2 separate regions of the Homo sapiens genome follow, and region 2 is linked to region 1. A link is an interaction called in ENCODE POLR2A ChIA-PET data of the cell type or tissue named here. Cell type or tissue: MCF 10A. All regions are shown on one strand. Links, peaks and the distances in the headings refer to the core of each region. The heading gives the core; the rest is flanking DNA. Region 1 has its middle 60 kb from the start of ARHGAP26-IT1. Region 2 overlaps ARHGAP26 (Rho GTPase activating protein 26).

Region 1 (2,811 bases), core at 158-2,657:
TCCCTCCTTCGAGTTTCGGTTTCTCACTGATAAGATGAAGTGATTGAATTAGTCTGTCTGAGATCATATGGATTCAAAATCTAAAGTTCCTCTTCCTTCTACTGCATTTGTCAGACCAAGGCAGAGTTGGGGAATGGTAGGGACAGGGCGGGAGGAGAGAGTGGGAGCAGTGTGTCCTGGGCTGGCAGTAAGGAGGTGTGTTGTCTATACAGAATTTAAACAGATAAAATCAACTAAAGGCTGGTGTCCTTCTTATTACGAGCTGGTGATTCTAAACAAGGTTATGATAAAACACTCCTCCCTGCAGGGTGGACTGATGATGCAGGGTATAATGATGAGCATACCACCCTGCTCTTGGTATGCTACTTACTGATACTCTTTGGTTGCCAGTGAAAGAAACACAACTCAGAATGGCTTCAATGAAAAGGATTTTATTGGTCCACATAAGTGAAAAGACCAGACATAATTGTGCTCAGACAGGGCTGTTTGCAGGTGCTCCATGATATCCTCAGGGATCTCCCTCTCTTCATCTCTTAGCCTCAGCCTTTCCCCTGACTGTACTAGCATCGCTCCCAGCAGCTCCAGGCCTGCACCCTATCAGCTAAGCTACCTCAGTGAGTCTCACTGACCCAAAACTTTCAGCAAAAGTTTTGGGCTTTCCCCTGGACCAGCTCGAGTCTCATGACCGTCCCTGATTTAATGAGATGGAATATGCTGACTAATCTGCCTCCTCATAGAGCAGGTCATCACATATATACTAAGAATGGTTGGTGGTTGGGGGGGGGGTCATTTCTCCAAAGGAATATCGAGGTGGTATTGCTAGAAGAAGGGAGGATGGATGCTCAATCACCAAAGCAATACTGTCTATCATATTCCTGCCTCAAAGATGAGCTCAAATGATCTCCCTGGCTTGGAATCCTCCATCCACATTTTCCCGTTTCTTCCTTCCAGTGCTGAAGATCCCACCTCCTACTCCCATGAAGGCTTCCAGATTCCTGCCGCTTATCTTCAGTTCTTTTTCCTTTCAACTCCAAAGAATTGTCATGCATACCTGTCATTCTGATAGTTAACTATTAATAAGATCAACTGCTAGTTTGTTGTCCATTATGAAGTTAATACATGTCTATTTTAGGGAAAAATAGAGAAGTAAAAAGAAGAAACAAAAATATCATCTGTGGCCCCTCCATTACATGGAAACTAGAAAGAAGAAATTAAAACCACTAGGTTTCTTCTATGCATAATTTTTTTCTATTTTTAAAAGTATAACATAGGCCCTTTATATAACATATATATATATATATATATATATATATACATTTATGCATATACACAAATCAACTCAATGAATTTTTGCAAACTGAACACATCCATATCACCAGCACCTAGAATTAAGAAACATAACAGTATCAGCATTCCACAAGCCCCTCCTTCTTGCTCTTTCCAATCAATACCCCTCCTGTAGGGTAACCAACATCCTAATTTCTAACACCTTAGATTAGTCCTGCCTGCTTTTGAACTTTATATAAATCATACATTGAAAAAACATAGTTGAGATCATTGTTCACTGGGTTTTGTTGTTGTTGTTGTTGTTTTGTTTTGTTTTGTTTTGTTTTTTGAGACACAGTCTCAGTTGCCCAGGCTGGAGTGCAGTGGCACAATCTTGGGTCACTGCAACCGCCCGGTTCAAACAATTCTCCCACCTCAGCCACCCCAGTAGCTGGGATTACAGGCATGTGTCACCACACCTGGCAAGTTTTTATATTTTTAGTAGAGATAGGGTTTGGACATGTTGGCCAGGCTGGTCTCCTGGCCTCAAGTGATCCGTCTGCCTTGACCTCCCAAAGTGCTGGGATTACAGGCATGAGCCACCGTGCCCCGCCTGCTTGTTTTATTTAAAATGATGGTGTGAATCTTTTCTATTTTATTTATTTATTTATTGTTTAGGAGCAGAGGTTTAATAGGCAGAAGAGAAGAGAAACAGAAACGAGAAACAACTCTCTCTATAGAGAGCAAGGGGTCTCCCAGTGGAAAAGACCAGCCGTCAGCAGATGTGCTGGATTTTATAGTCAGGTTTGAGGAGGTGGTATCTTATTTACATAGGGTAAAACTTCCCGCACATTGCATACACAGAGAGGATAAGAGATATGGCAGTCATGGACAGGAAAGGAGGAAATTACCATAGGAAAGTTGGAGATTCTGTTGCCGTCATCCCATTGGGCGGTCGGAAGCTGGGGTCAGTCCAGAAGCCTCTGGATAAACCTGGGGGTAGTCCCAGCCAGAAATCCTCAGTTGCCCCAGGACTTCTTCCAACCCCAAGTGATGGCTAAATCCTCCGTGAAAGGAAGCTGGTTCAAACATGGCCAACATGCCCAGCAACACATGGGTGCTGGGGGATTCTCCATGTTCTCCCCAGAAAGCCTGTCCCCCGAGTCTTGTAAGGCTGGCAGCCATGCTAATCGTTTTTAAATGGCTGAAGGGGGCCCAGCATTTGGCTTGATTTGGTTCTAAAATGGGGGCCGAGAGCCTTGAAATGAAAGGACAGAGCTGGCGCTGGGTGCAGTGGCTCACACCTGTAATCCCAGCACTTTGAGTGGCCACGGTGGGTGGATCACGAGGTGAAGAGATCGAGACCAGCCTGGCCAACATGGTGAAACCCCGTCTCTACTAAAAATACAAAAATTAGTTAGGCGTGGTGGTGCATGCCTGTAGTCCCAGCTGCTCGGGAGGCTGAGGAGGGAGAATTGCTTGACTCTAGAAGGCAGAGGTTGCAGTGAGTCGAGATTGCGCCACTGCACGCCAGCCTGGGCGACA
Region 2 (2,811 bases), core at 13-2,512, 57 kb before region 1:
AAGTGTTTTAAGCAGAGAAATGATGTAATCATCAGATTTGAATTTCGAAATGTTCACCAAGAATAGTTCTCTTAAGTTAAGCATTTATGTATGAAACCTTTTTGCACTATAAGTTTGCTTAGTAACTTGTAGATTATCCAGAGTAAATTTGGATCCACCTCAGATTTGGAAAAAAAAAAAAATTTTGTGAGATCAGAATTGTGTTTTGCCATGTCCATTTTTCATTGACTTCTCTGTGGATATTTGGTTTTGAAGGACAAGAACTAGAAGAGAATATAAAAATGATTTTCCTTCAATTTGTTTTTATTCACAGATGGTGAAACTCTTTTTCTCCAGCGGAAAGGGTGATTTTGCTGGAAAATCATTTAAAGTTTTTTCCAGTCAAGTCAATAAGCTCCTCAGAACCAAATGAACAAGGGGTAAAAATCACCATGAGGCTTAGTAAGATTACATTCCTCCATGGCAGCCTGCGCCAGCCATTGTGGAGGGCCAGCGGGAACACAGGGAGAGTGTCAGGTTTGTGAATGGTCACGCTGAAGGAGCAGGGCCAGGTGTGGAAGATATAAATGGAGTAGAGAAGAAGCTTGAACAGATTAAAATCAGATCAGAGACAATTTTCCACATGTTTAGACTACTAAATAAGCACCAGAATTAGAGGGAAGGCTGCTACTCGCTTGGAGGGAAAGAAAGAGACTTGGAGACTTTTAGCCTTTTCATCAAAGTTCATCTCTCTTTCTCTCTCTGTCTCATCTGCCTTTCATGGTATCCGGACCAAGGTTCGTGCATTTGCAAGAGTTTAACTTAATCATCCTGGACATTGTCCTTGCAGAAGTGCTGCTTCTATTGCTGAAAAGTCCTGAACATAGTGAAATATTATAGTAGGCTCCTTACTCAAGGAATCTCCTCTCCAGGGTTACCTGTAAGCTGAAATGCCTTGGGCCACTGCTGCTAATTTTAGTTACTCCTTTGTTTTCAGCAGTGGACATTTAGATTCTTATTAAATCTTTTTCCTCCCCCTAGTCCAAACAGGAAATATTCCCTGAAAGTAGACCATACAGGAAAGTATGCCAGAGAGCCAATGCCCCTCAGCCTGTGTTGTTAACATGTTGTGCAGCTTACTCAGAATGCTACATCAGAGACATCCTCCTTGACGTCCCCCTACCCCAGGTAAAAGGAAGAGACCATTGATTTACTGTAATAAGTTTCCCAAAATAAAAAAGTCTCTAAAAGAGTCAACATAATTTCTCAGTGCAGTAGGCAGAGAAACAGTACAAGTTGGGAGCTGCCAACTGTATTATGCAACCTAAACCGTGGATTGGTGCAACAAAGGCTGAACTATCATTTTGCCTCTATTAAACATCCTTCTTCTATGGAGTAAAAGTTGTAGTTTGGGTGGCTGGGGAGACTTTTTTTTTTTTGTAATATTTATTAAGTTGTGGTTATAAAAGTAACATGTTAATTGCAAAAATATGTTTTAAAAGCACAAAAACTTTGCGTATGGGAACAAGGGATATAGGGGAATTCTGTACTTTCTGCTCAATTTTGCTGTGAACCTCAAGCGACTCTAAAAAAATAAAGCTATTTAAAAGTTACCTTTAATCTCATCACCCAGGGAATGCTACTAATATGTTAAGGTACTTACTGTTCATATGTTTTAAGATAGGCTTGAACGTGTATTAAAAAGTACATGAAATATAAATGTACGTCTTAACAAATTATTATTTAGCAAACACCCCCTAAATAATACTAAATTATTATTTAGTAACCACCCCCTCACCCCCCACTGGTTAAGAACTGCAGCCTTGCTGGTGTCCACATCTCTTGCTTTCTCCTCCCCCATCACAGTCCTCTTCTTCCCCACAAGGGCTCTAATCTCATGTTTATGGCAATCAATTAGTTTTTATTTATATTTTAACCTCATAAATACAGTCCATTCTTGTTTTTCGCGGTAGTCATGTTCTATAAAGTCACTGCAAACACGGAATTACTGAATACTAAGCCATTGCATGGAGGGGAAATACAGAGTGAGCTTCCTGTAAGCCCCTGGTCACAACATTTTCATCACCTGATCAGTACACCACCCTGTTTTATATGTATTTCTGCCTAAAGTCACCTCATTTAATATTATTGTTGATTTATTAACATTGAACTTAGGACCAGCAGCACTGTTAACTCATGCCTGGAGCTCATCTAACACACACATTTTCTCTATAAGGCACATTACAACCTTCTTGTGCTTAGGAACATTTGACAGTGCTTCAGCTGTATGCTTAGGGGCCATTTTAAATGGCAAAATCACCATTGAAGAGCATGAAAATGTGGTACTAGGTAGACCTCAAACAGACACTTGTTTACAGTATGAGAGCTGAAACAAGAAGGCAGAGCTTTGCCTTGTTTGACCTCAGCTGGGAATGTGCCGTTGGGCGACTCAAGGTTTTTGCTGCTCTGCACATGTCCTCGGATGACCTCAACAGCACCCCAGATGTTGATTTTGAGGTTACAGATACATTTTAGTAAGTAGGTGAATTTGCAAATAAGGAATATGGAAATAATGAGGATAGACTGTATATATCCCTAAATGCAACATTTTATTGTTTTGAGTTCAACTTCATTTGCTCAACCACATTTAAGTCATTTATGTTGCTGTAGTTCATTTTCATTGCTGTAGAGTGCACCATTGTATTAATACACAAAAATTATTTTTTTATTCCACTTTTTCTAAAATTTTGAATTTCCATTTTCTGCTTTTACAAATAATTTGCTCTACACATTCTAATACATGTCTTCCAGTGTACACATAACACACCTTTC

Evidence for each region. ChIA-PET counts read pairs that join two places held together with the same protein. Peaks named below come from ENCODE experiments on the same cell type or tissue, not always from the same donor. Only the 100,000 strongest peaks of a DNase experiment are listed, where the experiment ranks them.
Region 2: POLR2A ChIA-PET joins it to region 1 with 5 read pairs; 2 of 35 experiments call an interaction of 5 or more read pairs at or near these places.

What each region holds. Positions count from the first base shown.
Region 1 is chr5:143,251,473-143,254,283 of GRCh38, forward strand. No RefSeq gene overlaps it. Among named protein-coding and RNA genes, the nearest start is that of ARHGAP26-IT1, 60 kb to the left of the region's middle. In MCF 10A, for the core only: no CTCF peak of the experiment used is centred there; no DNase peak of the experiment used is centred there.
Region 2 is chr5:143,194,406-143,197,216 of GRCh38, forward strand. All of the region lies in intron 20 of ARHGAP26 (Rho GTPase activating protein 26), which reads left to right. Among named protein-coding and RNA genes, the nearest start is that of ARHGAP26-IT1, 3.3 kb to the left of the region's middle. In MCF 10A, for the core only: no CTCF peak of the experiment used is centred there; a DNase peak (open chromatin) is centred at 1,286.